Linked DNA regions of Homo sapiens: region 2 is linked to region 1. A link is a loop called in an ENCODE intact Hi-C map of the cell type or tissue named here. Cell type or tissue: heart right ventricle. All regions are shown on one strand. Links, peaks and the distances in the headings refer to the core of each region. The heading gives the core; the rest is flanking DNA.

Region 1 (5,385 bases), core at 52-5,051:
TTTTAACTTACTTCTTCATTAATTTTCACATTTTCTAAAGGAAAATCATTAAATTATTATTTTAAACATCACAAATTTTTTTGCTTATGGGTGTTATGGTGATTTCTGCATCTTATGTGTGTCTTACATATGTAACTGTGTTCTAAACCAGTGATTTATAGCCTTTTAAAAACTCAAACTCACTGGGCAAGGTAACTTTGTTGAGCTTTTTGTCCTTTGTAATTCTAAGCAAAATATTTGTCTTTTAAAATTTGATAATAGAAACATTTGATTGTTTACAATGAACCAGACACTCAATTCTCAATTTATGCTCTTAATTCTCAATTCAGCCTTCAAAACATATTTGTATAGCTTGCCTGTTTATACTACTTTAAAGTGGATCTCTGCTCTGAGTATAACTGAGACCCAGGTGAAGGTTTTAAGGATACTATTTTCCACATGCCTTTATAATGGTAAGACACAGCCTAGCTACATTTGGCTTTTAAAGGGATTTTATAGGTTAAGGAAAACAATTGTAAATAACCAATGTCTGCTTAGGGCTGTGCCGGGCACTATGACATTTTTCTCTATTCCAAAGGTTCTCAAACTTTCATGTACATAAGAATCACTTGGGGAGGGTGACAAAAATGCAGCTTCCCGAGGCCTCAGTCTTGGACATTGTGGTTTATAAGGTCTATGGCAAAACCCTGGAATCTTCATTTTAACAAGTCTTGCAGCATGGTCCCTCCCATTCCAGTGAACTTGCTTTCTTACAGATCTCCAATGATGTCTTAGGAGTTAAAACCAGTGTCCTCTCCTGATCTCCTAAACCATTTTTTGCAGCTTCTACCACTGTTGGTCATGCCTTCTCATCCTGTCCATTCTTCTCTGTCTGAACGTTAAATAAAACCATTCCCCAAAGACCAATGCTTGGCCATTTGTTCTTTTTCATTTAGTAAGCCTCCTTGCTAGGTACCTTCACCTTCACCTATACAGAGTAATTGCTATGTAGAAGTTTCTTAAATGGCATCAAACTCCATGCTGTCTCCTGGTTCCAGCTGCACCTTTCTAACTGCCTCTCATTGGCCCTCACAGCCTCCTCAAACCCTATGGCCAAAATTTTCCCTTCCTCCTACATATGCACAAGCTAAGATCAGAAGCTAAACCACCATTCTTTCCAACACTGTCTCAGAGACTTGGAAACTTCTTTTCCTGTCTCTGATTCCCAATATCAAAACAGCTGCCCAATCCTGATCCTATTCATAAAAATCTCCTTATAGCTTTTCATCCCTTTGCTACTCTCCTGATTAAGGCCTTTTAAATCTCACCAGTTCCATCCTAAATGGTTGACTGTTCTCTCCCCTTCACAACCTGCTGGAAAATGATCTGTTCTGGTGCATCATAGATTAGATCACCCCTGTGTTCAATGACCTGCAGTGCCTGCAGCAATGCTGGGGGGGTTACTTTTCCGTGGCTCAAGGCCATCCACTAAAATCTCCCAACTGGTCTCTTTCCAAAATATGGCTAGTCTTCCTACTGCCTCTACTGGTTCTATCTCTTTCAAGGTCTAATTCAAGGGTAACCTTGAGCTCCTTAGGAAAAAAACAAAAATGAGACAGGCATTGTAGAAGGTCAGGGAAATTCCCTCAACTTCTATGAGTCATTCAGTTTTATTTAAGAGTACAAAAGAATATCAGGTAACTGTTAAGAGTTAGTGTTTAAATACCACTAATATATTAATCAGAGGCTTGAGTGTCTTAGGCAAGCAGTTTCAACAATAATTATGATAATAGTTATTAATGTAGAAACCATCTACAGAGCACCTGTCATGTTCAAACACAGTATTGTGTACATTCCCAACAATGTGGCAAGCTGAGAATTATGATCTTCATTGTATGGATAAAGAAAACAGATTCCCCAACATTGGTAACTCTGAGGTTACACGAACTAGAAAGTGGTGACCTAAAAATTTGAACTAGGGTCTGTCTGACCTAAAGTTCATTCATGTTCCCCTGTGCCTCAGTGAAAAGTTGTCACACAAATCACAAGTGTTGTGAACTGACAGACTGTAACTCTGAAGGTAGAGCTGAGTGAGCTCTAAGTTTATGCTGATCCCCACTAAAAGTTGATTTAGAGTATTCAGAATGCAAAAACATATTAAAGAAGTATGAGTTGGCTGGGTGCAGTGGCTCATGCCTGTAATCCCAGCACTTTGGGAGGCTGAGGCGGGTGGATCACCTGAGGTCAGGAGTTCAAGACCAGCCTGGCCAACCTGGTGAAACCCTGTCTCTACTAAAATTACAAAAATTAGCTGCACATGGTGGCACACACCTGTAATCCCAGCTACTCGGGAGGCTGAGGCAGGAGAATCACTTGAACCTGGGAGGCAGAGGCTGCAGTGAGCCAAGATCGCACCACTGCACTCCAGCCTGGTGACAGAGCGAGGCTCTTTCTCAAAAAAAAAAAAAAAAAAAAAAAAAAAAAAGAAGAAGAAAAAGAAGTATGATTTGACTGTTGAACATCTGAGTGTATTTTTATTATATGATAGCTTTCTGATTTACTTCATCCATAGCTTGTTTTCTTAAAGCTCTACGGGGATTACCTCTTTGATTATGATTACCTGAGTTTTTACTTAACAGGCTGACTTTTTAGAGCTTCCTAATAAAAGGGCTCCATCTAGTGAGCAATTCAACTACGTAGCATGGCAGAAGAAGTAGCAAGGTTAAATCCCTTACACTAAAGCCTAAAAATCAAGACAATCTCAGAGAAATGATGTTTGCTGTGACATGCATGGGGCTTAGTTTTCACCATGCTTCGGTCAAAAGGAAGATAAAGACACTGCTGACAGAGGTAAGGTTCACATGCTCTTGGCTCAGCTATTTAAATGCTAGGCACTGACCATTATTCTAGGAAGATACCAAAGTGGCTCTACTCTCTGCAGTTAAAAAAACCTAATACATGAGGGCCCTTACTGGGCTTTGAACAAAACCAAAGAGAGTTTGAAGGTTATTGTTATTGTTATTCTTAATAACTATCACATGCCCAGTACTGTCTAGGTACTTTATAAATGTTTGCTGAAAAAGTCCATATACTTTTACAGGTTGATAAAAATTATTTGGTTAAATAACTTTTAGAGGAACTATACAACAACTATACAACAGTATCTGTGATTCCTTTCCTTCACAGCCTCAATTAGCCAGACATTGGATGCTCAAAAATGTGTTCGTACATCTAAAGGAAAAATCAAGGTTTGTTATTCAAGTTCTCACATTTATATGCTCTTTCAACAATAGGCATTGAGTGTCTCCTACCTGTACTAGCAGCTGATAGTAAAAAAAAAAAATAATGAAAAGCCTCTGACTTTATGAAATTCCATTATTCAAATTAAAAACCGAAGCCCACTGTAGATCAAGAATAAATTTGAAAGCAAGAAGAGTAAAGTAGGAACTTTAGAAGCAAGCACATTAGTAGAAGCAAGATGTAACAACTCATATCCTTTTAATAATGGAATGGAATGTAAAATCTGAGAACCCCTAATGAAATTATGTACTCTAAAAACAGAGTCGCTTTGGGCAATTAACTCTACAACATCTCTGAGATCCTTAAGGATAACCATATTTTTCCATGGATATTCATGATGATTCCTCCAGAAAAAGTTATATAACTTTTAAAAATCAAGAACATGCTTTTGAAAAGTGGTCCCAAAATGACTGTCATCAAAGATGTATAAAGGATTATAGCAATTTTTATCTTCTAGGAAATGTGTTTGTTTAGAGCCCTTCTACTGTGAAGATTTCAGCAAATGAGACATCACTATAACAATGTGAGATGATATATGCTGTTTACAGACATGACTTCCTGTGAAGGGCCAGTGGACTTAAATTTGACCATCTGCATAATGGAGAGGCGGAGCTGTCACAGAGAGTGTCATGTCAATACAAAGCAACAATGTCACCACTTTTTTTTAGATGCATTTAAGGGTTTGGAGAACTTACCGCCCAGAAGAAACTGGTTTAGGTGAACCAACATTTTCAAACAGTTGAGCTTTTGCTGCCACTCTGAAAAATGATTTAAAATGCAAGTTTCATGAAGTCAATCACATTCAGTTCTGCTCAAAGTGAAATTCATGATTGCCAGTTAAACAAGACAAAAAATGGTTGAGAACCATTGCCAAAATTAGAAGGGAATTTTAATTGTTTTAACCTTTAATGTCAATGAGATTTTTAGATCTAACCTCCAGCTTACAGAGTACCAGGCTGTAATTAACCAATAGCTACTTCCTCTGGGGATCTTACTATCCTCATCCTTTTTATCTCAGAAAACCATGGGAGCAGTAAAAGGAACATTTTCTCTCTACTCTGCTCCCAGCAGCACGGCTATTGACTCCTGTGGAGCCACGAGTGAAGATGCAAAGAATCAAATCAACATGACAAAAGAACTGTTGTTCATTCTTTTAGCTAAGAAAACACTAATTATAATACTATTGATGTATTTTTTTAATATGTGAACATATGTCTGTAAAGTGAAAAGGGCAAACTCTGAAAATATGGCCAATAAACAAATCTGTAGATTTACATCTTGTTTCAAATCATGGAGGGCAAGGCAGAGAGGATATGTTCTAATTGAACAGGTAAGACTATCAGGTATGACTAAAAAGAATTGAAAGAGTTTCTATATTTACTGGAAGACTCTATAAAATTCCTTGATGTTCTAAGCTAGATTTTTAAAAAATCTATCTTATTTCTTTAATTGACAAACTCTTCTCCCAGAGCCAAGCCATTTGATTATCTCAAAGATCATTTTACACCTAATATAGAACACACACTTTAATCATTTGAATTTCTACTTTATGGGTACAATCACAAAAGAGAAACTCTTCTCTTTCCTCCACCAAGAATGGAGTTTATATTCTCTCATCTTCCCTAATACATTGGCTTAACATTTCTTTCCCTTAATGGGCAGAACTACACACAGTGGGGAGTAGACACACTGACAAATATATTTGCCTATACCACTGTAACTGGATTTCTAACCAAAAGAGATAAGGTACATTGAACATGCTCTGCAACCAAAAGGTTCCTGTCAGAGAAAAGGATGAACTAATGAATTTATGACACAGTTCCTATAGAAACAGGCTTAGTAAAATGTCTTACTGGACTTTTAATGAATAATTAAAATGTCAGGAAGAATGCCATCATATTAAAAATGGAGAAGGTAAAACAGAAGGAGCACAGAATTGTAGTCAGAGAACCCTAGGTTGGAAACGGTAGAAAAGCATCAGTTCTCGTCATCTCTAAAATGTGGTTTATACTACCCATTTCCAAAGGACACTGCAGACCTTAAAAGAGATAACTCATGTAAAGACATCCAGTAATGGCTCAGAGAGCATTAGGAAATTCTCAGCAA
Region 2 (5,385 bases), core at 106-5,105, 460 kb before region 1:
AGAGGGTTCCTGTTTATGTCCTTTGCCCACGTTTTAGTGGGGTTGTTTTTTTCTTGTAAACTTAAGTTCCTTATAAATGCTGGATATTAGACCTTTGTCAGATGCACAGTTTGCAAAAGTTTTCTCCCATTCTGTAGGTTGTCTGTTTACTCTGTTGATAGTTTATTTTGCTGTGCTGAAGTTCTTTAGCTTAATTAGATCCCATTTATCAATTTTTGCTTTCGTTGCAATTGCTTTTGGCATGTTCATCATGAAATCTTTGCCCATGCCTACACCCAGAATGGTATTGCCTAGGTTGTCTTCCTGGGTTTTTTATAGTTTTGGGTTTTACATTTAAGTCTTTAATGCATCTTGAATTGATTTTCATGTATGGTGTAAGGAAGGGGTCCAGTTTCAGGCTTATGCATATAGCTAGCCAGTTGGCCGTCTCCAAGGCAAGGAGCAGCCAGCAGGGAGCAGCTTGTGCTCCAGCTCTGGAGCAGCCTGCCAGGAGGCCTGGAGCACTGTGACACAGACTGGTTTTATGAGTAACTGGTAGCCTCTAATAACCCTGCTCATAACTATGGCATTGGAGATGGGGCCCTGAAGACCATTCATAGAGCCAATGCAATTATGGCCTTGACTTGCACATGGGCCATACACAAGTCATTCCTTCATGTCATCTCCCCCAGCAGTGAGTGAGATGCTGCAATATTTGAGTTTTGCAAATAAATATATTCAAATATAACATAAATATATCTAAAAATAGATTTTTAATAAATAACATTATTTTTAATTTTTACTATGTAAAAGTCCTAATTCTTGTAGAAGATTTAGTAATATTAATCAATGACAACTGTCATCTATTAAACAGACATAAATGGCAGATTCTGTGCTAGGTCTTCAATCTACTTCATCTCATTGAATATGACAACCCTATGTGTAGATATTGTTCTATCAGAGATGACAACATTCAAGTTCAGTCAGATCAAATAACTGGCTCAAAGTTAGATAGCTAATATGTGGTAGAATCAAGATTTAAGTAAGAACTTTTTGGAAATAACAGTAAAGTGCAAGAAGTAGGTATTGGAGTTAAAATGCCTTAATTCGCCTGACTGTGTTTGACGTTTGTGGATGGAGGATGATTTACACACATTTAATGGTGTTGCATCCGTATGTTATAGCATTGCAAAAATGGAAGGACTTATTTCCCACTCTGAGAAGAAAAACAACTCACTCCACACACTATCACAGCTCACTAGGAAAGCCAGTCACTCAGAGGAGCTGCGACGGGCAGAGGGCTACAGAAGCTCAGGTCATGGAGAGAGAGCCCATTTTGCACTGCCATGTCCAGAGTTCACACACACAAAAAGACTGATTTTTTTTTTTTTTTTTTGGTTACAAAGACACAAAAACATAAAGCTAGCATACAAAGAGTGGTCTGTTCTGGTGAGACTCTCGGTTTTGTTGCTGGTTTATTCTGAATTCTCTTATATTTCCTCATCACATAGGTTAAAACAAACACTAGCTCTTTAGCAAGAAAACCTTGGAGCATAAGCACTGCAACTGATCAAAGATGGATACAGAAGGTTCTGATAAATGTATAGCATTTCTTTATTTTTCCTTGCAGAGCATTTGACTCAGTACCTTGTGGAGAAGACAAAAAGATTTGATAATAATCACTGTACCCCTTTTTTCATATATATGGATCCCATCTGACTATTAAAATTGTACTTCATAGTGAAAAAAAAGTAGATGAATGCTTAAACAATGCTTCTTTAATATATCTTATTTTTCTCTGGGTGCACGTCATGTTCTATCTTAACACATTTGCTAATTTAATTTTCACAGTAGTCCCCATCTTGCATCTTAGAGAAGAGAAGTAGCAATCATTGTTCTTGCTGAAGACCAGGATTCTAAACCCAGCGCTTTTAAGACCAAGGCCAGTACTTTATGTATGCAAGCATGTAGAGTAATTGCAAAAGAAGAGGCTCTCTCAAGAGGAAGAGTGTTGAAGTAATTTTCAAAGTCAGGTCAAGTTGCTCCTGTCTATCAGCAGTGAAGGTAGGTAAAGAACAATTTGTCTTTCAATTTGCCAATGAAGGATAGAAGCAAAAAGCATCTTGACCTAGGTAAGCCAGCAGAGGGTGCCATTGTCCCTTCCTGTAGATGTAATCATGCAAGCCCAAGGGGCTCACCTTTCTTGCCTAAAGGAAAAGGTCCAGGCGAGAGGTCCCAAACTTCTCAGGTCATAATGCTCCTGCATCTTCTTTCCACAAAATTTAGATCAGTAAAAAAATTTTCCTATAAGCAAACAGGGAGCTGAGCTTTATGGATACAGGTAACTTAGTATCTTTGAAACCGGCTTTAAGTAATTTTTTTGAACTCACTAGAAAATGTTTTTTCAATGACTAAATGAGACCTGGGAGGACACACAATAGTCCCTGCTGTCTGGCTTTGAATAACTTTAATTTTCTTTTTTAGGAAGAGAGGATTAGTCTGTGAAGAAGCAGCTTTGCCCAGCCCTACCAGAAGAATCAGAGTTTAAACTGCCATAGAGTGATTTCTAACCCCGTCCCCAAACCACCACCACCACCACCATCATCCTAAATTCTCATCCAGCCACCTTGCTGGACCTATTAAACAGTGGACAACACAAGGACTTCTGTCCACAGGAAGCACTTAATAAACAGTGGTTGAATGTGCGAGTGCAGCCCCTGCTTAAATACCCCCAACAGCAACAAAGTGATGTGCACATTCCCCAGCTACCCATCCTGCCACGGTTTTGAGCTGCCCTGCTTGTATGTGTCAGGAGTGAGCATGCTGAAAATCAAGCAAAGAAGATGTTTACATGTGTCTTTTGCTTGCCAGTGGTTACAGACACAGCCTTACTCTCACCATAAACGCTTCAAAAGTACCTGCTGAATTGAGTAAGTAGGAGCTGGCTCTAATTATGAGTAATAAATGAAACTGAGCCAGGAAAATTGAGTATGAAACAGTTTAAGGGGAAGACATTAATGATAAAGTCTGCTCATGTGTGTAACTGCCTCCCACCAGCAGCAGTGGCTGTCCCCTGCCTTAATTAACTTAGCAAAAGAAATAGTTCAGCCTAGAGCTCTTCATGCGGGGATGCAATGAGAGGATGAAGGAGGCAGGGGAAAGCACAGCAAAGATGCCCTAATGGGTTTTCTACATCTAGGTTGATTGACTGTTGAGAAAAGAAAGAACAGCTTGTACTATTCTGGGTAGCATGAGCACTGTAATTTGTGACAGCTATAGGTCATGTATCTATTTTTCTGTCTGACAAGGACGAGGAGCAGCTGGTGGCTGGTACAAACTCAGATTGGCTTGGTCAGGCTGTGAACTATGATAGAGCCTTGGTTTTCAGCCTGAGCTATAATGGAGGAAGGGTATGTGGTTAATGTTTGCATGTCTGTGCAAATTTAACTGTAGTTAACAGATTTGTGGCTGCAGGTGGAAAATGAAGCTTAATGATTCCAATAACTCGTCCTTAATTTCCTTCTGATTCTGAAAACAAGGTAGATTTTATACCTTTCATATCTCTCCCCACTCCCACTGTGGCCACCTTCAATTAAGTCCAAAAACATTATTTTAGTTCTTGTTAAATACTTGGCACCATGCTGGGCACCGAGCAAGTGAGAAGAATGTGGCATGCTCCCTGTCCTTCCAAGAATCATTTAATACAGAAGATAGATAAGTAATCAAATAGGGTGGTAATTGTGATAACAGATCTATGCACAAATGCTACAAAGATGCAGTACAGATAAGGGAGTGATTTCCTCTATTGCTACAGAATAAGGAGAATCATAGAAAACATCTCAATTCATAGAAATGAGGAGACCATATTAAAGAATGCAACTTTCCAATGCATAATTCAAATTCTTCCCTCCTGTAAGGTGATTTAAAAAGTGTTGAAGGGTAAAAAGACTACCTCATCCTTATAGAGAGACTTTCTTCTCTGCCTATCCAAACCTCCCATGCCAAGTGATAGACCTTTGCTACTGTGACCAGATCCCTAGCCGGTGCCCTGCTCATGACCCCCACCCCTTCCTAGGTCATGGCTTCCAACTACAGTAATATATTTTTTGTCTTACAAAATATTCTGGGCTTTTTATTTTATTTCCTTTGGACATTTAAAAAAAAAAGATCCTGCAAAAAGCATTCAGCTGGAGCAGGAGTGTCCAACTTCTGGCTTCCCTGGGCCACATTGGAAGAAGAAATGTCTTGGGCTCCACACAGAATACACTAACACTAACAGTAGCTGATGAGCTAAAAAAATTGCAAAAAAAAATCTCATGTTTTAAGAAAGTTTACAAATTTGCATTGGGCTGCAAAGGCATCCTGGGCCACATGTGGCCAGTGGGCTGTGGGTTGGACAAGCTTGAGCTAGACTGTGCTTGTCTCTGCAAGCCTGAAGTGTCAGTGTTTCCCTTAGGAAAAGAGCATTATCAAAGCTCCATGTAGTTAAACCAAGCCAAACGCATGTGTTGAAACTGTGAACTTCAGAAAGTCAAATACACAGAGTTTCCCGACATCTTCTTGTTCCTAACATGCTCATTAATTCTGTCCTCATTTCCCCTTATCCCTTCTTAACCACACCTTCCATCACTCCTCCCTTTATGGACCTTCTCCCTGTTATGCCACATGCCACAACAAACAGGCCTCCCTCGTAGACACTGTCATCCTTCTCCAGGAAAAAAATTACTAAGTGGAAAGAGGGAGTTGCAATGTCCTATCCCTATAGGAATAGCAATGTGGTTCACTTTTGGGGAACCAATGCAGAATGAACAACAAATGAATAGAAAACTAGTCTTGTATATTTGGAAAGAGCTCATATTCTTGGAATAAATCTATGCCCTCAGATCTTCAGTGGAAGGGAGTAATAAATATATAAATAAAAATAAATATTGAAGTAAATCCTCAGTGGTAAAGAAAATGCATGGGAACTTTTAAAGAAATTGCATGTAATAACTGAATATTCCACAGTGCAACAGCAGTTCTCTTTATATTCCCAGGCTCATTGAGTTAGCCCTGGAGTATTTAAACATTCAATTATGTCCAACCATCAGACTGAGCCTCAAGATTGTAAGAAAACCACCAATAAGGGAATGTCCCCTGAATCCTAGATCCCTAGGATTTGCTGTATTAGCCAAGCACTTAAATCTTTTCAATTTGACTTAGGCTGTATTTCCTGCTTGGGTTTGTCAGGTGATCTACATGGAAAGGAGTCCCTAACTCCAGAGAGTAATTGACAAAAATGTTCATTCTAAAGCAATTCAGGTTATGTTTAGACCATAGCACCGAATGTATATGTATCCTGGAGTCTTCTCAAATTTGGATTTTGATGTGCGATAGATTTGAATATAAACTACAATTTTGGAGGCC

The links. Peaks named below come from ENCODE experiments on the same cell type or tissue, not always from the same donor. Only the 100,000 strongest peaks of a DNase experiment are listed, where the experiment ranks them.
Region 2: a loop joins it to region 1, with 15 times the contacts of the local background. A loop is called at or near these places in 55 of 110 quality-filtered maps.

Annotation. Positions count from the first base shown.
Region 1 is chr11:100,977,639-100,983,023 of GRCh38, reverse strand. ARHGAP42 (Rho GTPase activating protein 42) reads right to left here. Exons shown (of 24, transcript NM_152432.4): 22 at 3,975-4,037. Among named protein-coding and RNA genes, the nearest start is that of SNORD13I, 46 kb to the right of the region's middle. RefSeq lists enhancers at 3,720-4,286, 4,287-4,855. In heart right ventricle, for the core only: a CTCF peak has its summit at 2,663 (motif pointing left); no DNase peak of the experiment used is centred there.
Region 2 is chr11:101,433,461-101,438,845 of GRCh38, reverse strand. LOC124902737 (a long non-coding RNA gene) reads left to right here. Exons shown (of 3, transcript XR_007062861.1): 2 at 1,831-2,043; 3 at 2,464-4,120. Among named protein-coding and RNA genes, the nearest start is that of MIR3920, 84 kb to the left of the region's middle. In heart right ventricle, for the core only: a CTCF peak has its summit at 2,115 (motif pointing right); DNase peaks (open chromatin) are centred at 515 and 2,125.